2 separate regions of the Homo sapiens genome follow, and region 2 is linked to region 1. A link is a loop called in an ENCODE intact Hi-C map of the cell type or tissue named here. Cell type or tissue: PC-3. All regions are shown on one strand. Links, peaks and the distances in the headings refer to the core of each region. The heading gives the core; the rest is flanking DNA. Region 1 overlaps CRYBG1 (crystallin beta-gamma domain containing 1). Region 2 holds the start of LINC02526 (long intergenic non-protein coding RNA 2526).

Region 1 (15,490 bases), core at 32-8,031:
AATGTACAATACTAAAACTTTCAGTGTATAGATGGATGTTGGCATGAAGAGATAATTTAAAGCTGGTTCCTTCTTGAATTCATCACTGAGCAGCTTTCTAACTGCCAAGGTTTCCTTTTTTGTTCCTCCACCATAATGTGGTCACCACAGCTCTTAAAGTTCTAAATCTCTTAGTGTCATATATAAAAATCTGCCTGGTGATTCATTTGTTTATGCTCTTAATATTGAAAGGTGAGAGCAGAGTTTCTAACTTTTTAAAACCCTTACATCTTGCATAAGGATTAGGCCTGTTTCGGCAATTGAAACATGCTTCTCTGAGGGCTTTTCCATGGAAATTGCAGCCTTCCAATGGAGCCCAAAGCTTGCCACTTTGATGTCAAATGTTTACATTTAGATATCTCTCCAATCAACCCATTGCAGTGTGCACTTCGAATATTCATTTACGGTAAGTGTTTTTACTTCCTAATATACTCATCCTCAGTATTGCACCTGATATGCTTGCTTGTAACTTTTGATGTAGACCTGTTTTGAGATTTCTGCTTGGTTTATTCCTGTTAGACACTCGTTTGGTAGCATGTATGTTAGATGTAGGCTTTTCTCTAAAATTGTTGGTCTGGTCTTACTACCGAGTTATTGCAAAAGAAAAAAAAATCTGATTTTCCAGGTGTAAATACCAGCTGCTCTTGACTTCCATCTGGAGCAGCCTCAGCTCTTTTCCTGGAGGGCTCCCAGGTGGTAGTGGGAGTAAAATACTTGAGCCAGGACCTCACTCATCCTCGTTTCCACTCAGAAACTATGGAGTTTGGAAAGAGAGTGGTCAGCAAATCTTTCTTGCTATTATACCAGCACCCCTCAAACCTGCTTCATCCTAATCAGACATTTGTTTCTAATCTGCTAGCTGACTCTCTTTGAAGGGTGAGATGAGGGCTACTGAATGGACTCTCAGATTTCATCAACATAGTTAACCAGAAGCAAGTTTATTTAAGAGATCAGTTCAGCACAGGCTACTGTAGAATGTCTTACCCCACCATATTGTAATGGTATGCACAAAAGGCCTAAAATCAGAGCTATATATCTAGGAACAAGACAGATATGTTGGATGCTGTTGTACATGCACCAATAATATTTTAAAACAAGACAAACTATTCCAGTGACCATAATTGCCTACCATAGACTCCAGAGAAGATCAGCATTTTAGAATTAGAAACACACTTGAATAGATGGAAAAGAAACAAGCTGTTCTACCTGTGACAAGAGCACCAGTATTGAGTGATGAGGACAAAAAGAGGAAGAATATATTCAAGGAAATGTTTAGCACTTTTGTTCAAAGCTAGAACCCACTGTTGGAAGAGCAGCGTATGGGCTGGTGTCTTGTCAGTTGTTAAGCAGTTTGTTTGCATTTTGAAATGCTTACTGCAGTTGAGGATTCCAAGATTGCTTGAAGATTGATTTGACTCCGGTCAAATCAAGACTTGACCAGCAACATCCCTAAAGGTCTCTTTTCCTTCACTTTCTGGGGATAATTAATTGCTGGTCATCCTCTTGAGCCTTTCACACCTCGTTTAGTGGCTATAGTGCCCCCAAGACCTGAGGCTGTCCACCAACAGCTATACCCTGAAGCATGGCTGCAGAACACTGCAGGGAAGGCAGCCCCATGCAGGCCATGTGTGGATGCAGGTGGATAGGAGGACAAGAAATTAGGCTAAAAAATCTGAGTTTAGCAAAAAAGTATGTAACATTGCTTCAGCACTTGTAGATGAGTAAGGATGGCTCATAAATTAGGTCATAATAGTGTTCCAGTAGCAGCTATAAGAAAGGCATTAAACAACCCTCATTTGTGACATTCTAGGGCAGCCCATGGATGAGTTAAAATAATTCAAATCCTGGCTGGGCGCAGTGGCTCAGGCCTGTAATCCCAGCATTTTGGGAGGCCGAGGCGAGTGAATTGCTTGAGCCCAGAGGTTCGAGATCAGCCTGGGCAACGTGATGAAACCCCATCTCTACAAAAAAAAAACAAAATTTGGCTGGGCTTGGTGATGTGTGCCTATAGTCCCAGCTACTTGGGAGGCTGAGGTGGGAGGATCACCTGAGCCTGGGGAGGTAGAGGCTGCAGTGAGCCGTGATTGTGCCACTGCACTCCAGCCTGAGATCCTGTCTCAAAAAATAATAACTCAAATCCTACTAACAAATGTTACCAGACTTTGACATTAAATTTTTAAAATGTATTAATTTTTAATATGAACTAAAGGAAAATAGTATTTTGTTTAGAGTTCCTTAAATGTGTGAATACCTAAGGCTTTCCCATTGTGCTATGCAGCATATTTAAAGGTTCCAGAAAGTGTTTAAGGCCAAGAACCAAAATTACAGGCCTAATAAAGTATTTCTTCTCAGATGCTAAACAGTTCTCTACCTTTCAAACTTAAGCCTTTGTCTTACCCTTTAAAGTGTAAGGGCTTTGTAGGTCCACAAAGTTGGTAAATTTGTTCCAGTTCTCTCCTGTCACTATCTTTGGAAATAATTTAAAATGTACACAGTCTTGAAATCTTGATATAACATTTTACAAAATCACCCAAAAGCTGCTAATTAGGCAACCTGTTTAAGCAGCTACCAAAAATGAAAGGCAAGAAATGAAAGGAGGACAAATTATTGGTTTAAAGCTATGATAGTCTTTTGAAACGATGAGTAAGTTCTCTGAGTCATGGCAGCATGATTTAAGGTTGAATTTAGAATCAATGAAGGAGGAGTCGATCCACTTTCCAGTCTGGTCTTCCATCAGCATTGTCCTTTTTAAGAAATAAGGTGGCTGGAAGGACCTCCAGAAGATTCTTCTTCCTTCTTTGTTCAGGTATATAGGACCATGGCTTCCCACACTTGTGTAAACTTCTCTTTGCTGACAGTGTTGAGGATAATGTGATTTTGATCATACTGTGTGCCCCCTAAAAGAAAGGAAAATAATAAAAGATGAATGTACCCATGGTGAAGGGTCTATAGCAGACACAATTCCCCTAACACCAGTACAGCAAAAGTAAGCAAGTAAACAAGGTGTAGAACTGCATGCCTCAAGGAGGCAAGGCAGGGAGGGAAGCCTGGGCCCCTGTGGGATGAGAGGGTCAACCTGCCATGGGTGAATCTGTCCAGATCCCACCATTGGGGCACCAGCACCTTCACACAGGACATCCCACCTCACGGGCTCCTTTTTCTACCCAGTTCTTAAGAGCTAGTCCACAGTCACTCTTACAATGTCTGAAATTCAAGGGAACTGGGAAAACCCGAGAGAAGGGAAAAGGAGTAAAGAGACTAACATATATTTGGTGGTGAGATGGTAGATTCGAGACACCAGCGAGGAAAGAGCAGGTAGTCCTGGCAGTGGTGGAAAGGTGGGAGGAATGGTTATCGAGGAACAGCACTTGCATGAACAATGAAAACGGGCTGTATTAGGTCAAAGGGGAGGTTTGGATGACACCCGGAAGTACATAAGGGGACGCGGTAGCATTGTCACTACTGGGGACTCAGTTGGTGGATAAAATTTCATAGCATTTAGGATGCTGAGTACCACAGTATTGTAAAACTATTATCATGAACTCTCTCCCTGTTACCAGAATGTTTGTAAGATTTTCCAAAGGTGCTTACTGGATGTTTCAGATACTTTAGTGCTAAAAACAGCCTCATGGCTTCTTTCTTTGGAGAAGTATCATTAACAAAAGGGTTATCTGATTTTTTTTTTTCCAGTGTAGAATAAAGATCCCTTCAGATGGCTTATCCTTTTTTTAGCATAAACCTCAGCACCAAGGATGTATCAACAAAGACCCCATCAAAGTAAAAATCTGTGCATTTTGATGCAGGGAGTGACTGGTATTGAAAGCATGCTTCCTCCTTGGATCAAGAAGAAATAAACATTCTTTTCACCTTTGAAGCATTTACAAAATATGAAAAAGGTTTGGGAATTTACACAATAAATCTAGGTATTATAGTTGAGGAAGGAAATCGTCTCTTCTCTTGTGAGACACTGATTTATCATCATTGGTAATCTACAGCCTCTACACAGCTAGATGTATGGCTAGATGTACTATAGAATACAAGGGTAAGGTGTTTTGGGCCTTTATGTGTAAGTTTGTAGCAGTAGGGAAAAAACTACCAGCAAACCCTACACTCTGCCGAGACAGAGACACACAGCATACTCCACTGAAATTTCAGGAAGTATTAAAGTCACAATGTCTCTTTTCATTCTTCATTATAGTATGTTAAAATACTTTTTGTATTTTAAGAGTATCTTTTGTATTTTAAAAGTAAAGTATCTTAAAATACTTTCATATAAATTCAACTAGAATCATGAAAACTAGAAAGTTCTTGAGAAATAATTTGATTCATTCTCTTGCCTTTGGAGAGTGTTTAAATTGTGCAGACTTCATGTTTTTTAAAGTGAACATGAATCAGCTTCCACTGTTGTTACAAGGTATGTGGTCTGGAATAATACATGAATGTCTACCAAAAGAACTCATTTCCCAAACACAAGAAGATGAGCTAGAAGACAGATGCATGATCTAATAATTCTTAGGGCAATTTTAATAGATAACAAATGGTTCAGTAGTTGTAGCTAATGGAAATCATGGTCTGCTAGTAAGTGCACCAACGAGAAGAGACGTGTTTATATTTTCCTTTGCATGGGGTGTGGGACGTGCGGCGCTGCTCTCTCATGTCCACAAGATGGCACCATTCTCCCAGTCTGAGAAAATTAAATTCAGTTTAACAAGGAATTAAAACTGTTGTAGCTAGCCGGGCGTGGTGGCAGGCACCTGTAATCCCAGCTACTCAGGAGGCTAAGGCAGGAGAATTGCTTGAACCCAGGAGGCGGAGGTTGCAGTGAGCCGAGATCGTGTCATTGCACTCCAGCCTGGACGACAGAGTGAGACTCCGTCTCAAAAAAAAAAAAAAAAAAAAAAAAAGACTGTTGTTGCTACCGTGCTAGATACTGAGATTTCACAAATATACGGGACATTATGCTTACTCAGCAGGCACTTGAGTAATTTATATAGTGTCATTTAGGAAGGGGCTCTGGAGCTTTAAAAAGAAGTCTTAAGAAACCTAGAGTCCCACGGTTCATGTCAGAGCCAAGACAAGGAGTGAGGTGTCCTTCCTTCTGGTCCGCTGCTAATGTAACAAGTCAGGGACATCCTGTGTGCCTAGCGCATCTAGAACGTAAACTGTCTGAAGCCAAGGAGGAGGCTTTTTTTTTTTTTTTTCACGCTGGTGCCCTCCGTGTCTAGCACCGAGCCTGGCACATAGTGTGTACCCCGTGAATACATGTTGAAAGAATAAGAGAAGAAAGCTCTAGCTAAGGATCATAGTGTTGTCCACCCTGGACATAGGAAGCAGATCACATTTGTAAAAAACAGGAAGGTTTGGTCAGATTTCCTTTGAGAACTACATACCCTACTTTCTCTAACATTGTGTCAAAAACTCCATTTTTTCCAATTGAGTCACATTTCTTTGGTGTCTCTGGAGATTTTGAAACTCTTGTCAACACTGAAGCACTCTAGTGCAATAAAGTTTATCAAAATAAGAATAAACAAAGATCTGCATAATTCTTAACTAGTTTGAACCTCAGGTTGATCATCTATAAAATGAGTATTTCACCTGTCTACATATTGACAAATCTGTTGTACCAAATGTAAGGTGAGGGAGCTGTACTATATGTTACTGTTTGGTTTCTGAATATTGCATTTATTTTCTTATATCCAAGGGTACTACTTGCATTTTATATGATCTTTGTGGTCTCCATCCAGCCTGTAGTTGCAGTGCTTAGTTTGTGTTCCCTAAGTGCCCCCTTTAATGAAGGCAAAGGCATTGTTTGCTTCTGAGCATCTTTCCAACTTCTCAGATTCTGTCTGATCCTAAGTCCATTGTTTTAAGTGGGTTGGCCAAGCTACCTACCTGGAGATCATTCAGAAGTGACAGCCACTTTTGCTCCCCATACAGTTACCAAAGCCCCTGATGAAAATGTCCAGATTCGTTCTCCATTATCCAGAAAAGTTGTTTTTTAAAAATCAGATTACAGCACTTTCTTGTCCCTACAACTTTTTTTTTTTTGAGACGAAGTCTTGCCCTGTCGCCTAGGCTGGAGTGCAGTGGCACAATCTCGGCTCAGTGCAACGTCCGCCTCCCGGGTTGACGCGATTCTCCTGCCTCAGCCTCCCAAATAGCTGGGACTACAGGCGCCCACCACCACACCCAGCTAATTTTTTTGTATTTTTTAGTAGAGACGGGGTTTCACCATGTTAGCCAGGATGGTCTCGATCTCCTGACCTCGTGATCCACCCACCAGGGCCTCCCAAAGTGCTGGGATTACAGGCGTGAGCCACGGCACCTGGCTCTTTACCCCTACATCATAAACTTTAATGACAGCATTGGCCTAAATCCCTGATTAAAGTAAAATTGAGTCATTTTGTAGTGATGATTTAAAATAGAGTATGTAATATACTCATAAAAATTTAAAAAAATTAATGGAGTATGTAGTATGGTTACATTATCACCAGTTCGCTACAAAACACAATTGTGCTGACTTTCCTGATAGGGAATAAAAAAGTGCCCATTAATTTAAAGCAGAATTACCCCAGATGACATGAACACACCATCTGCACCTGTCAATAGCAACACACTAGTTCACTGAGTTCCCACACAGAGGTTAGGTCATTCTTATGTTATTTTTAAATGACTATCAGTGGTTCTCCGGGTGTGGGCCTCAGACCAGCAGCATTGGCAACACCTGGGAACTTGTTAGAAAAGGAATTATCAGGCCCCACCCCAGACCTACAGACTCAGTCTCTGAGGATGTGGCCCCACAGTCTATTTTAACCCGCCCTCCAGGTGATTCTGATGCAAATAAAGTTTGAGGACAACCACGCTAAATTTATTCTCCCCCAAGCACCATCAGTTCACTCCCTATTAGCTTCATTGAACACATGTTGCATTGAAATCCTGTAGGCTGTGTTAATTCCTTTGAGATCTTAGATCTTTTCAATGAAAGGTCACGTGTATACATGAGAATCATCAACTCTACCGAACTAAGTGCAATCACGGCCTTTCAGCTTGTGATTTTTAGCCTAACACTATTATAATAAAATAAATGTTTGAAGTCAGCCTATGGCCAGATTCTGGTTCAGCAGTTACAGCTGTGAGATTGTGGCCAAACTGGCCAACCCCTTTGAGCTTCCGGGGTTTTGTTGTTGTTGTTGTTGTTGTTTTGTCTGTAAAACTGGGGAGAAAAGAGGGAGAGGGGATAATGTAGGCCTCATAGGGCGGCTGTGAAGATGACGGGACATGGTGTACTGAAAGTGGCTAGCACAGCAGCTGGCACACAGTAGGGGCTCTCTTACTGTTACTACTAATAATACATTCATCATTTTCAAAAGTTATGAATAGATTTTTCCTTAACTAAAAGACATACACATTACAATAAAGAAAATAAAGGAAGTGACCCTTACCTTTAATGTCTAAAACTAAATTTGGCTTCAACTTGCTGTAAATCCTGCCATCGGACTTCAAGCTCCAGAACTGGCTGTCAGCATTCTGGTCCAGGGCCAGGCCTAGCTTGGAGCCAGATGTTACCAGGCTGCCCACAATCGTCAGGCAGCAGTCTTCTGCTATCTGCTCAGTGGAAAAGACCAGATATCTTAAATATGTATCCAGCTGTAAGTCTCATAGCAATTATTTCTCTGGTTACATTGGGCTTTAAAATTATCTTAGTTCCTAGCTTCATTTACCCCACATGAGGCAGTTCAGCTCTTAGCCAACTAGAATCGGACAATAAATATTTATGCCATTTATTTCAGATGACACGAATGATGGGAAAATCTCAATGTTTGTGCATCGTCAGAGACTTCTGCCCTTTGCAAGACTATCTTACTAGTAGGGAAAGCCTCATAACATTAGAACTGCCCATCATATTTTTCCCTGTCATAAGTGACCATGATCCCAGGCAGGTTCTGTAGCTATATCTCCCTCTGACATCTCCACCTCTGCTTGGCCTGACCTTCCAGTATATGACTGCACCTCTAATTTTGTAGCACTGGGTGGCTAAAGGGCATTTTATCATTTTAAAACTCGGAATTGCATTTATTAGCATTTGTCTTTCCTTCATGAGAATTAAAATTTTCTAAACAGGCATGCTTTCCAGCTATGAAAACAGAAAAATGCAGACTCACTAGAGGGTGTTTTAATGCAAAGATTTTATGAGCCCTTCCCTGAAGTGAATCTACCCTTAATATATAAATAATGTATGGCAGTCATGTTCACATGCCATTAACAAAAATTACTGGCCAGGTACAGTGGCTCACAACTGTAATCCCAACTCTTTGGGAGGCCAAGGTGAGAGGATCACTTGTGAGACCCTATCTCTACAGAAAAGTTTTAAAAATTAGCCAGGTATAGTGGCATGCACTTGTGGGCCCCAGCTACTCAGGAGGCTGAGGTGGGAGGATCCCTTGAGCCCAGGAGGTCGAAGCTACAGTGAGCTGTGATTGCACCACTACACTCCAGCCTGGGCAACAGAGCTAGACTCTGTCTCAAACACAAAAACAAAACAATGTTGCTATAAAAATGCCTGTTAAAAGTGTATTATTGTAGGCCAGGCGCAGTGGCTTATGCCTGTAATCCCAGCACTTTGGGAGGCCAAGGCAGGTGGATCACGAGGTCAGGAGATCAAGACCATCCTGGCCAACATGGTGAAACCCCGTCTCTACTAAAAATACAAAAAAGTTAGCTGGGCGTGGTGGCACACGCCTGTAGTCCCAGCTACTCGAGAGGCTGAGGCAGGAGAATCGCGTGAACCCGGGAGGTACAGGTTGAAGTGAGCCGAGATAGTGCCACTGCACTCCAGCCTGGTGACAGAGCAAGACCCCGTCTAAAAAAAATTAAAGTATATTATTCTATATTGAGATGAAAGCACTGTGATAATCTAGGAGACTTTTTCTCATTGACCTATTGAATTCAAAGTTGTTAAATAACATCACTGAAATGTCTGTTAGAAATAACTGCTGAAAGACACCATTTTCTTGGATTAAGACAATTCAAAGGCAGAAAGCTTCTTTTCATGATTCCATATTACAACTACTTCTGTTCCTCCTGCTAGTTCTTCTATGCATGTCCAAACAGTACTTCTGTTTACTGAAAGAATTCCCCCTCCAGCACAACAGACCCAATTAACGAGTTGTACTCCTTTTCGCAAGGCTGTGTTCCTTCTGCTGACTCACGGGGCACCAGGTTTTTTTTGGTTTTTTGTTTTGTTTTGTTTTGTTTTTTTAAAGAAAATCAGGAGCCAACGGTCAAGCTCACAAAATCAAGGAGTAAAAAAGTTTTATCTACCATAGAAGCATGAGCTTCTTTCATAAAAATCTTACTACAGTCAGCTTTTAAGTGTCTGTTAATAGTAGGAATGATGCAGGAGGGACATGGGCCATTTTCTAATTTACAACGTATGACACTTAGGAAATGGACTGTGCAGCACACAGAGGGATCTCTTTACCCTTCATCCCGTTCTGTGGATTTCCCCAAAACAAACCAAGAGTGATTTTTGTTGACAGGGCTGGAGCTTATAGTTTGTTTCTGTAACAGTTACATTAAGGAAAAAGGGAAGAATAACACACTTCCTTTTTCTACTACTATATAAAAATCAAGCATAGAAATAAATATTCTATCTTGGATCAGTGCTATATTTACCTTTCATTTTAAGTTCCTAGACTGGTTCTATCAGAGCTAGGATATACTGTCATGAAAAAAACAAATTCATTTCTGAAAGTACTCCAGGAATTGTGAAATTGCATCTACTTGAAGAAAAGATCAAAAGCATATGAAAGGATGAGTCACCTCCTAGCAAAGCCATCACAGGCCCCCGTGGAATCCTAAAGCTCACCCTGCATTTGATACATCCTTCTTGATAGATCCAAATCTGATCATCGGCCCCGACATCCTCCATGACCTGTATCCTCAGAAGCTTCAGATCCTCTAAGTTTCCATTGGTTGACATGAATAACCCTGTTGCTTTGTTTCGAAGTCTGAAATAAATTCGCTTCTAGAAGACAAAACCCCCAGCAGTTGTTATACCAGATGTGCTGCTGGAAGCACTGAACAAGCATGAATATCAGGAAGAATCCAAAGTGAGATATGGATTAAGGGTAATTACCATACTCAAGAGTCTCAGAGGTTTTAAATTTTCTCAATGAGAAGAGTTTGACAAAATGTCAAAGCGCCTGAGGCAGGGTGCCTGCCTGTGGATAACTGCGTTTGATGTTCAGTTTGATGGCCTTCTGAAGCAGCCACACCTCTTAGCACCAGAAACTGAGCCCAGATTATTGGGGCAGGGAAGGAGTTTATAGGGTGAGGCCAGTTATAAACTTTGAATAAAAAAATTGGATAAAAAGTTGGATTGCATTTACAAAAAAATTTCAGAGAAGAGTCTATGCAGAGCATGGAGAGGAAGAAAATACCTGAACAAAAGGTCGTAGAGAACCTATTTGGCGACAGCCACTGAATTCATACCAATTAGGTACTTCTGCAGGTGACAATAGGAACTGTCGCCCTCTGTAACTGCCATATTCATAAGTAACCCATCTGAAAACAAAAATAACCACAGTAAGTGGCAATTTTCATTTGACAGTGGACCCCAATTACATTTATTTTTAGAATGCTTTCCATTTCTAGACTGAACTATATACTTTTAACATACATTGGGGGAAAAATGATCTTTTCTAGAACACTTAAAAGAAGTAATTTCTTGACAAATAGCAAATTTTTGTTACATGAGTACTTATGCCAAAAAGTTCCATTCTTGAAGAGAAATAGGTAAGTTTTTTCCTCCGTAAAGCAGTGAAATATTGTCTTTTAGTGGATTCCTCAGTTCTTCCTGGGAACTATTCATAAAATAGCTTCAGTTGTAATAATGGGTCTTTAAGTTGTTAATATTTCCAAAGCTCTTAGTAGGTGCTAAATAGGGTTAAATAAAAAGTTTTGTCTGCAGTGAGAGTAATCTTTGTTAAATCTAAAAAACTGCTAAGATACTCAGTTCCCTTCCGCTCAGATGCTACTGCTGCACACCTGAGGAAGTATGGGTTTAAGCGCAGACTGGCGTGGAAGCAGCCCAGCGCCCTCCTCTCTTGCATATTACATCAGGGAAGAATGCACTCTACTTTTAATCCTGGAACTTAAATCCTGGATAAAATTTTATCATTTTAGTCATCTTATCATAAAAACAAAATATTAAAACCTACTGCAAAAAAATCACCCATAATTCTACCACCCTAATATTCTATAATTTTTTTTTCCAGGTAGGTCTCACTCTGTTGCCCAGGCTGAAGGGCAGTGGCACGATCACAGCTCACTGCAGCCTCAACCTCCCAGACTCAAGTGATCTCCCACCTCAGCCTCCTGAGTAGCTGGGACTACAGGCGTGCACCACCACACCCGACTAATTTTTGTGTTTTCAATAGAGACAGGGTTTCAACATGTTGCCCAGGCTTGTCTGGAACTGCTGGGTTCCAGTGATCTGCCCACTTTGACCTCCCAAAGTGCTAGGGTTACAGACGTGAGTCACTGCGCCCAGCTTCTGTGATTTTTTTTATTTTCTTTTTTAGATGGAGTTTCACTCTTGTCACCCAGGCTGGAGTGCACTGGTGTGATCTCAGCTCACTGCAACCTCCACCTCCTGGGTTCAAGTGATTCTCCTGCCTCAGCCTCCTGAGTAGCTGGGATTACAGGGGCCCCACCACCACACCTGGCTAATTTTTGTATTTTTTAGTAGAGACAGGGTTTCACCACGTTGGCCAGGCTGGTCCTGAACTCCTGACCTCAGGTGATCCACCCGCTTTGCCCTCCCAAAGTGCTGGGATTACAGGCAGGAGCCACTGCACCCAGCCCGGCCTGATTATTTTTTAAATAGATGTAGTCCACCCCAACATCTGTTGTACACAGGTAGACCATACCTATTGTTTTTGTGAATAAAAGAAAAATACTTTCTTAAAAACATGTATTACATTGATGGTACTCATTCATTTTTATATCTTATTCAAAAGTATTCGAAGTTGAGGGGAAAAAAATCTTTCCAAGTTGACCTTTAATCATTTGTATAACATCTGCCAGTCATTCCCAGCTAAAGGAAAATCCCAACCCTGAGCTCCAAAATCAGAGGACTTGCTCTTTTTTAAAGGGATAAGTAAAGTCAGCTCTTTCTTACTTGCTAGACTATGAGAGGTGTTAAAGACAAAATCCTTACCTTAAATAAACTAAAAATCTGGATAATGAAATAAAAGATGCTTTACATATGACTTTTCCCAGTGGAAAAGTGTTCTACAAAGGTGCATAATTATTAACCCTTACAAAAAGAGAGGGTATATGTCAATTAGTTTAAGATAATATAAGAGAGGGAGAAATCTGATCAATTTTTTTTTTTTAAATTAAGATAGGGTCTTGCTTTGTCACTCAGACTGGAGTACAGTGGCGTGAACACGGCTCACTGCAGCCTCAACCTACTGTGCTCAAGTGATCCTTCGGCCTCAGCCTCCTACGTAGCTGGGGCCACAGGCATGTGCCACGACACCTGGCTAATTTTTAAATTTTTGGTAGAGATGGGGTCTCACTTTGTTGCCCAGGCTTTTCTTGAATCCCTGGATTCAAATGATCCTTCTACCTCGGCCTCCTAAAGTGTTGGGAATACAGGCGTGAGCCACTGTGCCCAGCCCAAACTTGATTTTTAAAATGATCTATTTTATTGAGTCAACAAGTAGGTAACTCACATGCCACCAATAACCTGAACAGAGCGTATTTGTGTGTTGAATCCCAGGGATCGGAGATTGACAGTTTCTGCATTAAGTTCAATCTTTTTTCCTTTGAAGTCTTCTCTTTCAAAGAGAATAATTGTTGGTTCAGAAAATTCCTGTTGAGGAACAAAAACAATGTTCTGTTATTCATCTTTGTTAATAATTCAAACTTATGTGAAAATCATCTTGTTACAAGGACAAAGCACAAAAAATCTGCTAGATTTGGCCTTTCCATAAACTCCTTTTCCAAGGGAGCCTGGATGTTTGTGTACTCCAAGCTAGAGAGAAAGCACAGAGGGGCAGTTAGTTTCTCCATTGCATAGGAAGGCAGGTAAATATAAATAGTTTGTAAAACAGGGGGAAAAAAAAAAGAGAAATGGGTATACGCTGGGAATATCAACACTTCTGATGGCATTTATTTTTGACTTAGCCATTTTCACTGGGACAAGGAGGGGCTGGAAAGTCATGGACATAATTGCCAAGGGTCAGAGGGCTGTGGCATCTGATGTTTAGTCACTTAGTGTACAGTGGTATTGCCTAATCAGGGAACCTTCCTCTTGTATGTATTTTCAAATGTCTTTTTTTTTTCTGTTCATCACTAAGACAATGATTCTGTGTACTCATGCTCCCAAACTTTCCTGTAGGAATCATTGTCAAGAGGAGAGAAAAAAAACAACAGGATGGAAGCTCTATGTTCAAACTGTCAATCATTTTAAAGAGGACAACAGCACAAACGTTCACTGTTCAGGAAAATGAAAAGTTGGCAGCTTATGCCTGTTTTTTCAAATTATAGACACTTTTGATTCTACATTAATCTCTAATGATAGTACTGCTAAGATCATAAATGATGCATTAAAAAGCATGTGGGAGGCCGGGCATGGTGGCTTACGCCTGTCATCCCAGCACTTTGGGAGGCCGAGGTGGACGGATCACTTGAGGTCAGGAGTTTGAGATCAGCCTGGCCAACAGGGTGAAACCCCATCTCTATTAAAAATACAAAAACAAACAAACAAACACAAAAAAATTAGCCGGGCATGGTGGTGCATGCTTGTAATCCCAGCTACTTTGGAGGCTGAGTGGGAGACTAGAGAATCACTTGAACCTGGGAGGCGGAGGTTGCAGTGAGTCAAGATCATGCCACTGCACTCCAGCCTGGGCAACTGAGTGAGACTCCATTTCAAAAAAAAAAAAAATAAAAGCATGTGGGGATTACAATTTTTTCCCTATCCTGCTTAAAGTTTGTGGAAAGGGTGCGGTACCTTACTGCTTCATTTATGTGGATGTGTCCTGACTGGTAAAAAGATTTTGTCCATCAGTAAACAGAGCATGTTAGTGTGTAGAAGTAGTTTGTGTGGTCTAGGAATTAGTTTATATAAAACATACATGGAGGAAAGAAGACAAAAATTATAGTAGTATTACTACTTTGCACTTTTATTGCACTTTTGAGATGGCAAGCCCAAAAATGTTCTAAACACTTTAGTATTAAAAAGCAATTAAATAATTTTGAAGTATTAAGTCACAAAGATATGTAGTCTTCATATGGGTAAAACATTCATTTCCTCACAATTAAAACATAAAAAGATGTCATCTATAGCCTCAGAGTGTTGTGAGCATATATGCCAAGTTCTGGTTGAGGGAAGGCATTGAAATTTTCAAATATATACTTGTAGGTAGCTTTTAGAATTCTAGGCAGAATAACAATCAAAGTCTTATTCATTACTTGTAAGCTAATGAATCTTACTACCTCATTTCATGTTTCTTTGTTACTATTTTCATGTCTCAGTAGCATTTTTGCTATTTAAACAGGCAGGCAGGGATGAGATGAAAACCAACTCACATACGTTCTTCCTACATTTAAAACTAAAATGAGCAATTACGTGTGTTTAAAGCTTTTTATGAGAAAGCAGTTACCAAAAACTAATAAAAATGTCAGAAACGACAGATACTTCCAGACTTTAATATCTCAACATGATCTTGCAGTTTTGTTCTATTGAATATTACTTCCACTACATCAAACTGAAAGACTTCTGTCCAAAAGAGGGCACTATAATCTGGATTAGCACATAGTGGCAAACTGGGAGAAGTCATTTGATTGCAAATCTCTAAAACACAGAATAATAATAGACTAAAAACCTATAAGGAATTTCTTCAATAATAACAACCAAAGGTAGAGGAAGCCAAATTGCAAAGGATACAATACACAATTCCTTGAATAGAAAATGCAAATTATAAATAAGAGATACCAGCCTCACTAATAGTGAAATACAAATTAACCCAATGACGACATACTGCTTTCTGCTCATTCTATCAAGTTGACAAAAATTAGAATGAGAGAATATTCAGTAATGGCAACAATGTGTACTGCTGGTGGGAGTCTCAAGTGGTGGGATCTGGCAGTACTGAATGAAACTGCCTGTTCTTACATGTGAAATCCAGTAATTCTACTCCTAATATATAGTCCAAGAGACTCCCACTCAGGTCCATAGGGATATGCATATGAGGATTAAGTGAGTAAAACAGGGTGGTGGAAAACGTGTACCAGTTAGAATCAATAAACTAGATGTACACAGAGCCAAATGGACAGTTCCATCTCCAAGCCCTTAACTAACTTTAAGAGCAGGTTCTACCGGCTGGTTACCTCACTCTGACCATCAGCTATATGAGGCATACATTTCTGCAACACT
Region 2 (15,502 bases), core at 3,518-11,517, 120 kb before region 1:
TCACCTCGTGATCCGCCCGCATCGGCTTCCCAAAGGGCTGGGTTTACAGGCATGAGCCACCACACCTGGCTGATATACTATAATTTCTGCATCTCTTAGTTTAACCTCTGTCCTTCCTTTATCTTCTTGCCTGCAAAACAGATGCCATTCTGTTGTCTCCACATCAGCTTCCTTTTTAGCACTTCAAGTTCAAAGTGCATATCACCAAAGCAATAGAGGGACAAGGACATTGGGAAGGGTACTTATACAGAACCACCTTTGGATAGGGTGCTTAACCGCTCAGTGCCGCAGTTTCCTCATCTGTAAAATAGGAATAACATTATTCCCAGCCACAGTGCCTGATCCATGATGCTCAGCATTGGCCATTGTCATTATTAATTTTAGGGATAGGTAAATGTATGAAACTGACCAAAAGCAGGCATAGAACTGCATAATCCAAACTACCAAATTCTAAAATAAGATGAGCTGTATTGAGCTTGTCAGGTACGTTTCCAATGTAGGTGACTTGGCCTCCGTCTTGAAGGAAGTGATGGAAATGACTTGGTGGAGAGAGGTGTTTTGGTTTTCAATGGCTATGTAACAACTCATCCCAAAATATAGTGGCTTAAAACAATAGTAATTATTTATTTACTCACAATTCTGCAATTGGGCAGGGCTTGGCAGGAATGGCTCACCTCTGCTGTACATGGCATCTATGAGCTGGACCATCCAAGGTGGACTTTTTACTTACATGATGGCATATCAGGTAACAGCTGGCCAGGCATCTCTTTCTGTGTGATCTCTCCACCTGGCTAGCTTGGGTTTTCTGTCATCATGACAGTCTCAGCATAGTCCGACTTCTTACAATGTGGCCAGCTTCCCCTAAATACAAGAGGAGAAGCTTCCTGATCTTGGTGCCTGGACTCAGGAGTCCCAGAAATAATTTTCACCACATTGTATGCATTGCTCAAAACAGTCACAGGGCCAGCCCAGCTTCAAGAGGAGAAGACTGTACAAGCGCATGAGTCTCAGGAGGTGTGGCTTACTGGGCTGCCCATGAAAGAGACGATGACAGGAGGTTAACACAGAAGCTTAGCTGCAGGAGATGGTACATGTGAAAATCAAAGCAAAGAAAACACACCAGGATCAGCCAAGATGAGCATGAGAATTGTGAAAAAGACTGCCCTGGCTGTTGTTTTGAGGGGTAGAAATAGAATCTGAGGGTTTATTCGAATCTAAGAGAGTTCTATCGTATCCCCTGTACTATAAGATTTAAAGGTTCAAACTATGAAGTAACAGAAACCCCCACAAGTGTCCCTGGAAGCCATTGTCTTTTGGGAATTTGAATGTCTTCTTTCAACTCTAGGTCAAATTTATCTGTTGAACTCCTGTCAGTTTTTTAAACTGGGAGGCTCAGGAGCAGATACCAAGAGTCATAAAGGCCCTGGGTCAGGCCTCTAATAGGAAGTTCATTTCCATGGTCTCATTTTTTTCTTTTACTGTCTAGTACAGTACTTTTCCTATATAGTCTTTCCCTCTATTTCTCTGTCTCCTGAAGCAGTAAAACCCTTAGTTTTCTATGGGCTGATTATCTTCCATAGGTATAGATCTAGAACACTTCCCAAGGAAACAGCTCTGGGCTTGATTGATCCAGGGTGCTGTTTGGGGAGCTGCTCTCTGCCCCATGGTGTGGGTGTATGGCGTGGGTATAGGGGAAGATCTGAGGTAGGTGAAGGGGTAAGGGGAGTGGTATTCAGTGTGACTGCTGATCTGGGGCTTGCAATGTATGCACCAGTGCTTCTTTCTCCTGGCCGAGAAATAGCGAGCTTAGGCCTGCCTCCAAGAGTCACTTCTCTCCCCTAGAGGGCTGGCGGAGCCTGATACCAGCAAGGCGTGCCCGCCACAGAGAAGGCATCACAGCTACATGTTAATTAACCAAGAGGACATGGTCCAACCTCACATCTCATTGTCAGAAAACGTTTTTACCAGAGGAAGCCATGCCAGGAGCCCAGCATTTGTGCTGAGCTGCGACCTGCCCTGCAGTTACAGCTGAGAGAAGGTCAAGTCTTCCTCTTCCTTAGCCCCTGCCTCCTCTTGTCTCTGCCTTCTAAGGGAACTACTGCCTCACTCCACTCCTGCCTCTTAGCCCTCCAGAGAGTCCATCCCCTCTCCTCCTTTCCTCATTCTAATCACCAAACATCTCTATGGTGCCTTCAGAATGTGAGATTTTTTTTTTTTAATGCATGCAGTTTTGTTTTAAAGCAGCGTTAGTCTTAGGGTTCATTAATTAAAACATCACACTTAACTGGACCATTAACTCATTCATGGCTAACTTCTCATGGCTAGATCCCCTGCACCCACTCTTTCTGCCAGTTCCTAGGACTGTTGAAACAGGAATGAGCTGTAAACAGGTTTGAGAACGGTGCAGGGAGTTTCAAGATTAGCTTTCCTTTTTCTGTTCATCAGAAGGAAAAGAAATTAGATTTTGGAGTCATTTGACAAGGGTTAGGAGGGGGGCAAGGAAACTGTTACTTAATTATTAATAATCTTTTTAGAAGTCCCATAGGTTTATTACTGAGGAAAACCCATGGGAGGTCATATTACCGCCCTGGCACAGAGGAGGAGTTCCATCCACAGCTGTTGAATGATGTGTGAATATCGCCCTGCAAGGAATCACTCCCCTGCTTGGTATTTTATATTTTGTTCCCTAAGTTTGTCCCTTAGGATTCTTCTTCCATCACAGACTGTATCAATGGAAACAAGAGATGAGTTTCTTAGAAACAGCTTCTGTCAACAGTCCCTCCACCTCCCTCCACCTCCTCTGCCACAAGTGGTGAGGCTGTAAACAGCTTTTATCAGAACACTGGCACTTGGAAAAATATAAAACCAATTAGGGAGCTGTGAAATGACTCAAGAGAGCATGACTGGAGAGCTAGAAGGAAGAATACACACACACCAGACAAGAGCCTTTAAGATGTAACCTTTGGGAAGACAGCGTTGATTGTAAATAGTCAAGCTCTAAGTTTAATCATTTGGTAGTTACTGAACTTCTTTGGACACATTTGTGTGTGTGTGTGTGTGTGTGTGTGTGTGTGTGTGTGTGTGTGCTTTGTAAGGTTGCTGGACTGAGGAGATTCATCCAGGGGACAGTCTAGATAGTTCTTCAGGGAAACGTTTTAGGTGTCCTTTTGCCTTGTGTATTAATCTGCTCAGGCTGCCAGAACAAAGTACCAAAGACTGCATGGCTTAAACAACAGAAATGTATTTTCTTGCGGTCCTGGAGGGTGGACATCCAAGATCAAGGTGCCAGCAGAGTTGGATTCCCCTCAGGTCTCTTTCCTTGGCTTGCACATGGCTGCTCTCCTGCTGCCTCTTCACACAGTTATCCCTCTTCGGGTGTGGACCCCTGGTGCCTCTCCCTCTTCTTACAAGGAAATCAGTCAGATTACATTAGGGCCCCACCCAATGACCTCATTCAACCTAATTACCTCTTTTTAAAAAATTAAAAACAAATAGAGGTGGGGTTTCACTATGCTGTCCAAGTTAGTCTTGAATTCCTGGGCCCAAGTGATCCTCCCACCTCGGCCTCCCAAAGTGCTGGGATTACAGGTGTGAGCCACTGTGCCCGGCCACCTAATTACCTCTTTAAAGGCCCTTTGACATACAAATTTTGGAAGGACATAATTTCTTTCACAACATCTTGTTTGCTTGCACTGGGTGACAAGTAACACCCTTTCTTCCCTGCACCCTCTCTTTCTGCCAGTTCCTAGGATTGTTGAAATAAGAATGGGCTGTAAACAGGTGAGGGAATTGTACAGGGAGCTTTCGTAGCTTTCCTTTTTCTGTTTGTCAGAAGGAAAAGAAATTAGATTTCAGAGTCATTTGACAAGGGGTGGGAGGGGACAAGGAAATAATTAATTATTAGTAATCTTTTCAGAAGTTCTGTAAATTTATTATAGAGGAAAACCCGTGGGAGGTCACATTACAGTGTTTTCATTTGAATCTAGGACAAAGAATGGGCTTGGTAGCTATAGTTTCTCTCCAAGTCTAGGAATGCATAACATTTGTAGGTTTTAGTCTCCAAGGGTGTTTTGTGTAGCAGTAGAAGCCAAATTCATTACAAAGGAGAGGCTGGAGCAAGTTGTCATGTGATGCCGCCGACTTGGTGAGTCAGGACTTGCCACCGAAGCCCAACTGCCTGGCAGTCCCCTGCCAGGATAAACTCCAGCAAAAACCCTTTAATGACCTGCAGAAACCAGATGGCAGGCTTTGCTTTTCAAAGGAAAGAGATCATGTCAGGACCTCTGGAATTAAAAGTCCAGATTATTTTAAAAGGACTGGATATAATACTATTTGTGCAAAAGATTTTTTTTCTATATTATGTAAGTTTTTCAAGGTGCATACGATTATTCAGTAGTCTAGAAGAATATACACTATAGAAACAGATCAACCATGTTTCCTCTGGATGGTGGGATTACAGGCTCCTTCTTTTAATTTACTTGCATTTTCTAATTTTTTAATAAAGAGGTTGATATTCTTAATAATAAAAAAAGGTTTTTTTCAAAGATAGGAGCATTTTCAATTTGTTATTTTAGTCTTTCATTTACTCTACTAGCACTTGACAGCATAGAAATATCACCTTTGTTCAATGCCACAGATTAAAATGTGTTTAACTACCAATGTCTTAGATGAGAGTGACTGGAAGTGATGACTTTAGTGTGGCTCTGGGAGACATATCTTCTGTATGGCTATGGTTACTGGAACTCTATGTTTCACGTCCAGGAGAAACAGGTAGGTCTTCTAATCTCTCTGAAGGAAGAAATTTCCTGATAGCTTAAAACCTGATTTAACCTTAGCCAACCAAGATACTTTATTTGAAATGCAATTATGTTTACTTGCTTTCTTTATGAGAATGGGAAATGACATCAGAAAGAAATGATATCGTATGTTTTTGCCTTTACTTTTACGTCAAGGACTACTGAAATCATTTAGTTTCAGAAGCATTTTATCTATAATAAACACCATCATGAATGCAGGCTTACATTTCCTTTTTAGGCTGCCTAAATACTTTTCTCTTCAAATAATAGCAAATGGAACTATTTACACAATTGAAGCAATTCTTTAATATTGAATATGTAAATTTATCAAGTTTTCCTTATATAGGTATTTCTACTGTGTTTTTGAGAACCATAGAGGTTTTTCATGGAAAAGGACACATCCAGAGATACTGGGAGAGTATGTGTATGATTTTCAACCAAAGACTTAGCTTTTAACAAGGATAATTTTCTTAACTATATAAAAACCCTTATTGACCAAAAATAAGAAAAAGCTTGAGTTAAAATAAGAAAAAAAATCTTAGGGAATACACTTAAAAACTGCTCCTCGGAGCTGGGCCCGGTGTCTCACGCCTGTAATCCCAGCACTTTGGGAGGCCAAGGAGGGCGGATCACAAGGTCAGGAGATCGAGACCATCCTGGCTAACACAGTGAAACCCCCGTCTCTACTAAAAATACAAAAAATTAGCCGGGTATGGTGGAGGATACCTGTAGTCCCAGCTATTCGGGAGGCTGAGGCAGGAGAATGGTGTGAACTCGGGAGGTGGAGCTTGCAGTGAGCCGAGATGGTGCCACTGCACTCCAGCCAGGGCAACAGAGCAAGACTCCGTCTCAAAAAAAAAAACAAAAAGCTGCTCCTCAAAACTTTATTTTAACTTATATTTCATACATTTGATTTCACAAAAACTCACTGAGCTTATTTTGCAGAGGTATGCAAAAGTCATTCTTGTTAGCACAGTGATTGATTCTTTTACTTAATTTATTTTCCTTCATAGGGAATATATTAATTTCCCAAGTCCACTGGAAAACTAGCAATGATAAAACTACATCATTTAGCTGGGCGTGGTAGCTCACGCCTGTAATCCCACCACTTTGGGAGGCCGAGGCTGGCGGATCACCTGAGGTCAGGAGTTCAAGACCAGCTTGACCAATATGGAGAAACCCCGTGTACTAAAAATACAAAAAATCAGCCGGGCATGGTGGCGCATGCCTGTAATCCCAGCTACTTGGGAGGCTGAGTCAGGATAATAATTTGAACCCGGGAGGCAGAGTTGCAGTGAGCCGAGATCATGCCATTGCACTCCAGCTTGGGCAACAAGAGCGAAACTCTGTCTCAAATAAATAAATAAATAAAATACGAAAAATTAGCTGAACGTGGTGGCAGGCGCCTATAAATCCCAGCTACTCGGGAGGCTGAGGCAGGAGAATCTCTTGAACCCCGGCGGTGGAGGTTGCAGTTAGCCAAGATCGTGCCATTTGCACTCCAGCCTGGACAGCAAAAGCGAAATTCTGTCTCAAAAACAAAAACAACACAACAACAAAAAAGAACGACATCATTTTAAAGCTGTTTTCTAGTCCAGAGCAATTTCTAATTAGACTTTGTAAAAAGTTTTATTTTATTTAAATAAATAAGTGGGTTTATTAATTTGTCAAGGACCTCACGAAAGTGTTATACTTTTAAATGAGGTGCCAGAATAAAAGACCAAAACACTTAATATGCCCAATGCATGTTCACTGTTGGCACACGGAGCTTTCAGAGAATGACGAGTCCATGGTGTGGAGGGAATGGAGTCTCTGGGTACACACGAAAGAGTTCCCATTCTGTATTCTTACACTTAGTTACTTACAAACCTCTTTAGTGATGGCCTGCTGGGTTCCTGTCTTAAGATTCAGTGTAAATGCAGCAAGTCCTATGTTATCTAGTCTCAGCTTAAGCCAACACCACTGACCAGAGCAACCAATGGGAAATGCTAATGACTCTTAGGCACGCGTGGTAAGTTTAAACATAATGTATGGTTCGTGACTAGCCTGGGCAGCATGGTGAAACCCCATCTCTACAAAAAATACGAAAATTATCCAGGCGTGGTGGTATGTGCCTGTAGTCCCAGCTACTTGGGGTGGTGTGGGGCTGAGGTGGGAGGATTACTTGAGCCCTGGAGGTTGAGGCTGCTATGAGCTGAGATCACACCACTGCACTCCAGCCTGGGTGGCAGAGTGAGACCCTGTCTCAGACAAATTTAATTTAATTTAATTAACAAAAAAACCCCAGGCCGGGCGCGGTGACTCACGCCTGTAATCCCAGCACTTTGGGAGGCCGAGGTGGGAGATTCACAAGGTCAGGACATTGAGACTATCCTGGCTAACACGGTGAAACCCCGGCTCTACTAAAAATACAAAAAAATTAGCCAGGCGTGGTGGCGGGCGCCTGTAGTCCCAGCTACTCGGGAGGCTGAGGCAGGAGAATGGCGTGAATCCGGGAGGCGGAGCTTGTAGTGAGCCGAGATGGTGCCACTACACTCCAGCCTGGGAGACACAGTGAGACGCCATCTCAATTAAAAAAAAAACAAACAAAAAAAACCCCACAAACCCATAATGTATGTACGTGCAGGAGCCAAATGTCCTTCATAAAAATTCTGTTCAGCCCCTGTGAAAATAAAAAAGTATTTTTACATTTCGACTGCGAATGTACTGTTGTAGCCTGCAGCTTTTATTTCTGCATTTTTATTTTAAAAAATTAACGGCTTACCTTCAGAGCAATTGTATGTTACATAAGACACAAAGTCCCTTTCTAGCCGACTCCACATGCTTTCTGTTTCACTCCTGGGTTAACACATTCTTCCTAACACTGAACATTTGTCTATGCCGGTGTTTGAGACAGGAATTGAAACACTTTTGCAAATATGAATTCACATGCCACCACAGGAGTTCTGGTTAAATGTGCCAGTTAGACAATTATGTTTACTATCACTCCCTCTGGAAACAACTCCTAAATGACATTAAATAATTTTAAAAGGCAATGTGATTTTAAAAGTCAGAAAAACAGAGAACAAAAGAAAAAAATGAAGTAGCATAAAAAACTAGAAGCTGGAAGTGTTTGCACTAAATGATTTAGGGCAAGGTTTCTCAACCTTGGTATTATTGACATTTTGAGCCATAGAATGTTTCACTGTAGATGGCATCTGTAGCAGCATTCCTGGTCTCTACCCACTAGATGCCAGTAGCACCCCTCCCTAGTTGTGACAACCAAAAATGCCTCCAGTTATTGCCAAATGTTCCTGAGGGTAAAATTCCGCTGGCTGAGAACCACTGATTTGGGAAATAAGAAAAATCAAAATGTATCCCCAGGAAAAGTCTAGAACCAGGCTTACTCTGGCCAAAGGATGCCTCACTCACCTCACCCCCAACCTCCCAAAATAAAAAGCTCAGGAGCTAGAGGCACCAGGCAGAAAACAGCACTGGTTAAAAATCTGTAAAAGAGTTAGGTTGAATGCTCTGTATGTCCTCTGCTTTAAAGATTCATTCTTTAAAGAGGCTGAATCTTGGGGACTCCAGGGTTGACGACACCAGGCACAGCTGAGGGTGAAAGTTCCATACAGAATGTGGGCATTATATAGGAATCTACTAAACAGGTGTGGGATCCTAGCTCTTTGCTCAACTCAGCTCTACGAACACTGGCATCTAGGTACCTATTTTCTAGGGAGGAGACTGGAAGATTCTTCTGATAAAAACTGACCGAGCCATAAACAGAAAAAAAATCGATTGTCACTCAAATTTAATGAATTGGCCTGGCCAGATCACTCTAAAACCCTAAAGTAAAATCTACCAGTCAATGACCTCTCCCTCTCTTCTCCATACATATCTTCTAATCACAGGCTTTTCAATGCCTCACTCCCATGCAAATAGACAGCCAAGAATGGCCAAGCATTTAAAGAAAGCCTCCAGCATGGAAAAGAAAAAAAGAAACAAGAAGGAACTTAGAGAAAACAGAAATATTGGGGAGCAGATGCAAAGTTCAAAAATGTTTTAAGTGAAGCTTCCCTTCTCAGATCTTGGTTTCCAAATACCAAGGCGGGCCCCCACTGGACTGGGGGCACAGAAATATCCTCTTGTGTCAGAAAATGTAAAAATGTGCAAAGAATGATGAGGCGGTAAGACAGAACATAGAAGCTAGCTTGAAGCGGTATCCCCTGGCCAAAGGGAGGACAATTTGAGCATAAAAATAAATAAGAGTATAGAATTGTAAACCTTGATTACAATAGAAATCCATGAATCCATGATTATATAAACAAATAAGAGAAAGGGAAAACACTTCCTTTCAGTAGAATGCCAGCTAATAATTGTAGAAGGAATAATGGAAATAGATAATTACCATTTGGCAGCCCAATCTGTGGTAGCTGATAGAGACGAGGTCATCAATGGATGCTAAGGCTGGTAGGTAGAAGTTTGGTGAGGAACAGGTGTTGGCATAATCTCAGAATATTTCTGCACAAAATAACCAACCAAATGCAAAGGGAGGACTGGTGACTTTACAGTCGAGAAAACTGGCAGACTCCAAATACGAGTGATCAAGGGAAATGTCACCAGTGGTGGGACGGGTTGGCCTTGTATTCCTGATGCGATGGGCTAAGAAAGAGCACAGAATCACTGTTGCAGTATTCCTTCCAAGAATCTATGGCTCTAGTCTGGCCATGGGTAAACACTGGACACACCCAGGTGGATGATCATCCTACAAAATGAAAGGCCTATACTTTTAAACTGAAAGAGGGTGGACTGGGCACGGTGGCTCACGCCTGTAATCCCAGCACTTTGGGAGGCTGAGGCGGGCAGATCACCTGAGGTCGGGAGTTTGAGACCAGCCTGACCAACATGGAGAAATGCTGTCTCTACTAAAAATACAAAAAATTAGCCAGGCATGGTGGCACCTGCCTGTAATCTCAGCTACTCGGGAGGCTGAGGCAGGAGAATTGCTTAAACCCGGGAGGCGAAGGTTACAGTGAGCAAAGATCGTGCCATCATACTCCAGCCTGGGCAACAAGTGTTGCCGTCTCAAAAAAAAAAAAAAAAAAAAAAAAAGATATGAGAGAGGGTGAAACGCTGCAGAATTGTTCTGGACCGACACATAAGTGCAATGTATGTTTTCATATGGGATTCCTATACCTTAAAAGAAAAAGAGGCATTGTTTGGACAGTTGGTGAAATTTAAATGGGGTCTAGCAAAGATATCACATCTGGCCCAACAGCTGCAATCAGGGCTACTTCTTAGTCCACAGTTACCCTTCAAATTGTTTTTGTTTGTTTGTTTACAGGTGACAAAATGGTGAATTAAATGGAGACATGATGGGGTTCACCACCCCTGTATTCTTTATGTTTTTAAGGGTGGCACTCATTTCTGCCAGACCCTCTGTGATGCAATATTGTTTTTGCTTTACTATTTTGCGTGTGTGTGTGTGTGTGTGTGTGTAAGAGGGTACCAATTTCAGAGCTTTACGCTTGGCTGTATTCACCCTGATAGCTCTTACCCCACTGGCCAAAGAAGCAGTGTGGGGTTGTGTTAATTGCCAGGAATGTCTATTCCAAACATACATTCAGAGACTAGGAAATGACTATGGATGAGTGTGCAGACCCAATGAATTCACTGTAAGCCACACCTGAACCATAACTCCATTTATTACCAGGCCCCTCATATATTCCCCACCATGACCAACTGCATATATATTTTTTAAGGGGCCTAGCAGAAACTGAAAATACAGGACCCCTTGTTAAAAAAATTATTAAGAATTTCAAGCGGGTAACAGTAGAGCATTAAACCAATAATTAAACCACACATAGAACCTTCTAAATGCAAAGTCCTGTGTGGCTGCACACGTCGTACATCCACAAGGATGGCCCTGGCACCCGCTCTAACAGGGTCCCATGATGGTGGTTCAGGTCTCTGGGTATTACTGTCAACCTGGAGTCTGTGTCCAGCGGTCCTCAGAATGTTTGGATAGTCCCCTTTCTCCAGTGTGAAGTTACCAAATTAAATGGTTATTCACCTCTCTGAGGAAGAATCGGGAAATCAATACTGTGAATACTTGTGCCTTCCTGGGCACCCAGCCTCTCTTTCTGTCTTTTGTTTTTTGTTTGTCTGTTTGTTTGTTTTTGAGATGGAGTCTCGCTCTGTCACCCAGGCTGGAGTGCAGGTGTGATCTCGGCTCACTGCAACCTCTGCCTCTCAGGTTCAAGTGATTCTCCTGCCTCGGCCTCCCAAGTAGCTGGGACTATAGGTGTGCCACCACGCTTGGTTAAGTTTTTGTATTTTTAGTAGAGATGGGGTTTCACTATGTTGGCCAGGCTGGTCTCAAATTCCTGACCTCAGGTGATCAACCCACCTTGGCCTCCCAAAGTGTTGAGATTACAGGTGTGAGCCACTGCACCTGGCCCCAGAATCTCTTTCAATTCATGGGTTCTGGGACCCAAAACTGGCTCAGTTCTGAAAACTGGGCAAGACATCCTGACTTTTCATTGGAATGACTGTCCTGAACCTCCATCCTTGATTTGTTTGTACAGATTATGTAGTACTCTTTTTGTCTCCTCATGTGTTTTTCCCTAAGCACATTATATTCGTTAACCATCTCCATACCTCTCTGCAGGTCAGGCCTCTTGGCTGCCACTCCACCCTGCCAGTCATTACAATAATTGCATCCACCTGGCTACTGATGGTTAAGTACTCCCACTTGGCCTCTATGGAGGGTGTTTGTAGGGGGAAGTGGGAACTGTCCTATCATCCTCATTGCTACACAGTGAGCCCAGTCCTGTAAAGACAGACTGTTACCCTCTTGAAATTCTTAATAATTTTTTTTTTTTTTGAGATGGAGTCTTGCTCTGTCGCCCAGGCTGGAGTGCAGTGGCGCGATCTCGGCTCACTGCAAGCTCCGCCTCCCGGGTTCACGCCATTCTCCTGCCTCAGCCTCCAGAGTAGTTGGGACTACAGGCGCCCGCCACCATGCCTGGCTAATTTTTTGTATTTTTAGTGGAGAAGGGGTTTCACCGTGTTAGCCAGAATGGTCTTGATCTCCTGACCTTGTGATCCGCCCGCCTCAGCCTCCCAAAGTGCTGGGATTACAGGCGTGAGCCACCGCGCCCGGCCAAAATTCTTAGTAATTTTTTTTAACAAGGGATCCTGGCCTGCAGAGAGGAGCTACCACTGAATCCTTAGAGCTGTTGGTGCCCTCTCCCCAGCTGTTCCTTATTCCCTTGGCGAACTGTGTAGACTCTGGACTCTCCCGCGGAGCATAGTCATCCATGCCTTACATGGCACATCTATTCTGTTCTAGCATGTCCACTTCTGTGAGCCTTGTGATCCATCTGCCAAGGCAATTCTGGCATTTCAGTCACACTTAGCATGGACCATTGCTTTTCCCTGGCTTCCTAACAGCATGTTTGCACCATCTTCTGGGGCCTTGCCAGAGTGTTGAATCCTGTATGCCAGAGTGGTGCTCTCAATAAACACTTTCTTATTCAAAATAACATTTTGCCTGCCTTGATCCAGCACCCTCGGACATCCTGCCCCATGTCTTCTCCCCTGGCTCCTGCCTGTACTTGCTGACCGGGTCCTACAATTCCTTTTGTGTCTAGTCCCTTTCCTCCCCAGCTGAGTTATGTGGTGACTTAGACCTAGGGATTGGCCTAGTGGCCAGGATAGGAAGTTGGGACGGATCTAGGGGGCACATGTTGTTATGCAGGGGAGCAACGTCTGCATTGTCTTCAAGAAGAGGGGAATAGTAGCCCATAATGGGGGACGGATGGACCTCAGTTCTGTAGGTGCCTCAACCCAGATGCCCCCGTCCTACTGTCAGGCTCCTATTTTTTGTCAGTCAGAGCCCTGACCTTGGCAGAGCAAACCTGCCTAGGTTGAGAGATTAACCTTTAAAGCTACCTTCATGAGAAGTTCTGAGCTTGGTCCTCAGCTTTCTCTGCACCCCTATGGCAGGAGAAAAGAGATTCATCATATGCTACCAAGGAGGCCTTCTGGCTGCCACTCTTAGCTTTTGAAAGTTGATTAATCACTCTTAGTCTTTTGTTTTCTTTTTCCAAAGCACTGGTTGAGCATAGCGATAGCCACCTTTACTGTCCTTGTGGTGATTATTTCCTCTACACTGCTCAAATGCCTGGTACAATGCACCAGCCAGTACATTTGCCACCACAAATGAAAGTGGAGGTTTTTTTTTGTTTTGTTTTTTGAGATGGAGTCTCGCTCTGTTGCCCAGGCTGGAGTGCAGTGGGGTGATCTCAGCTCACTGCAACCTCCGCCTCCTGGGTTCAAGCAATTCTTCTGCCTCAGACTCCAGAGTAGCTGGGATTACAGGCATGTGCCATCATGCCCAGCTAATTTGCTATTTTTGTATTTTTAGTAGAGACAGGATTTCGCCATGTTGGCCAGGCTGGTCTTGAACTTCCGACCTCAGGTGATCCACACCCCCTTGGCCTCCCAAAGTGCTAGGATTACAGGCGTGAGCCACCGTGCCTGTAAAAGTTTTAACAATTGCACTGTTGCCTTGTGCTGTCTGTGCCTCTCCCACAACTGGCAATGGAGTTCTCAATGCCAACCAGATGGCATGTGATCCAGCTCCAAAATCCCATCTTAGCATTGCTTTCTCAGACCATTTCTGGTACGAAATTATCACAGATTGGGTTGCTCAGTATGCAGACTCAGAGACGGACTGGCAGGCAGAGGCTGACTAGGGAGGACTCTAGGGATCAATCCCTGTGGGAGGGAAGGAAAGGCAGGGAAGGGGATTGGGTATTTTGCACCTAGTTGTTACATTATCATTTTCCTGGACAGGAAATTAAACTACCAATTCAGTGCTCAACACTGCAACCCTAGTGTCAGTGAAGACAGATGAATTGGGCAATTTGGATGTATTTAGAAGGGACTAGTTGTCTCTTTTTAAATAAGTAATGATAATGGTCTATTTAAAATTGTAGGCCGGTCACGGTGGCTCATGCCTGCAATCCCAGCATTTTGGGAGGCTAAGCGGGGAAGATCGCATGAGCCCAGGAGTTTAGGACCAGCTTGGGCAACATAGCCAGACTCCATCTTTACAATTTTTTTTTATTAAATTAGCTGGGTGTGGTGGCACATGCCTGTAGTAGCCTCTAGTCCCAGCTACTCAGGAGGCTGAGGCAGGAGGATTGCTGGAACCCAGGAGGTTGAGAGGTTGAGGCTGCAGTGATCTGTGATTGTGCCACTGCACTCCAGCCTAGGTGACAGAGTGAGACCCTGTCTCAAAAAAAAAAAAAAAAAAAGATAAAATGGTTTGGCAACTTTCAAATTGCTTTCATGTCTTCAGTTCTCATGGTAATTCTCCACTGTCAATGGAGCAGATGTTATTACCCCTGTTAGATGGATGAGGAAACTGAGGCTCACAGGGGCTGGGTTTTACCATGAAATCTGTTGACAAATGCTGGACAATAAATTTAATTATCAATAGATTTCCTTTATGTTTCAGTTGGTTGTCTTTAATTTTAAAACAACTGCTGATAAAAAAGAAATTTGCCAAGCATGGTCCCAGCACTTTGGGAGGCCATGGCGGGTGGATCACAAGGTCAGGAGAGCCAGACCATCCTGGCCAATATGGTGAAACCCCGTGTCTACCAGAAATACAAAAATTAGTGGGGCGTGGTGGCATGTGCCTCTAGTCCCAGCTACTTGGGAGGCTGAGGCAGGAGAATTGCTTGAACCCAAGAGGCGGAGGTTGCAGTGAGCTGAGATCGCACCATTGCACTCCAGCCTAGCGACGGAGCGAGACTCTGTCTCAAAAAAAGAAAAAGAAAAAAAAGAAATTGCCTAAATATTAAATTGTGCTACATAGCAGATATTTTTTCTACCCAAGGGTTTTCTATGGTAGTCTTTCACAGACAATAAGCTTGTTCTAGAATAATTTCTTCAAGTTTCAAGAACATCATGTCAATGCCCAGTAAAACTTTCTGTACCTTGTAAAAGATTTAAATTGTCTGAGCTGTCAAACAGCTAATCTTGGAATTAGACAATTCCATTTCTATTGGCAAATGAGACATAAGTTATGCTTGGTGTAAGTTTAGAAAATGTAAAGCAAAATAGAAGTGTTTTGGGAGGTGGAGGAGACTCCCAAGGCTTAGCAGTCTCTTTTTAAAAAACTGATAAGTAATATTTTACATATTTATGGGATACATGTGATATTTTTTTACATGCATAGAATGTGTAATGATCAAGTCAGGGTATTTGAGGTATCATCATTTTGAGTATTTATCATTTCTATGTGTTGGGAACAATTCAAGTCCTCTCTTTTAAGTTACTTCGAAATATACAATATATTGTTACTTACTATTGTCACTCTACTCAGCTGTTGAACAACAGAGAGTTTATCTTTTATCTAACTGTATGTTTTTACCCATTAACCTTCTTCTTTTCATCCCCCCTCCCACCTGCACACCCTTCCTGGTCTCTAGCGTCTATTATTCTATTCTCTCTACCTTTGTAAAATCAACTTTTTTAGCTCTCACATATGAGTGAGAACATGTGATATTTGCCTTTCTGTGCCTGGCTTATTTCACTTAATATAATGACCTCCAGTTCCATCCATGTTGCTGTAAATGATATGATTTTATTCATTTTTCATGGCTGAATAATAGTCCATTGTGTAGATATACATTTCGTTTATCCATTCG

The links. Hi-C counts contacts between places; a loop is a spot of excess contacts. Peaks named below come from ENCODE experiments on the same cell type or tissue, not always from the same donor. Only the 100,000 strongest peaks of a DNase experiment are listed, where the experiment ranks them.
Region 2: a loop joins it to region 1, with 8 times the contacts of the local background. A loop is called at or near these places in 2 of 110 quality-filtered maps.

What each region holds. Positions count from the first base shown.
Region 1 is chr6:106,555,918-106,571,407 of GRCh38, reverse strand. CRYBG1 (crystallin beta-gamma domain containing 1) reads right to left here. Exons shown (of 22, transcript NM_001371242.2): 18 at 12,783-12,922; 19 at 10,482-10,605; 20 at 9,908-10,066; 21 at 7,482-7,644; 22 at 1-2,936. The coding sequence ends at 2,842. It overlaps RTN4IP1 (reticulon 4 interacting protein 1), which reads left to right. Exons shown (of 9, transcript NM_032730.5): 9 at 1-637. Among named protein-coding and RNA genes, the nearest start is that of RTN4IP1, 66 kb to the left of the region's middle. In PC-3, for the core only: a CTCF peak has its summit at 4,684 (motif pointing right); a DNase peak (open chromatin) is centred at 4,687.
Region 2 is chr6:106,680,903-106,696,404 of GRCh38, reverse strand. It overlaps LINC02526 (long intergenic non-protein coding RNA 2526), which reads right to left and starts at 920. Exons shown (of 3, transcript NR_149100.1): 1 at 731-920; 2 at 5-130. In PC-3, for the core only: a CTCF peak has its summit at 8,006 (motif pointing right); a DNase peak (open chromatin) is centred at 10,384; H3K27ac peaks cover 296 bases.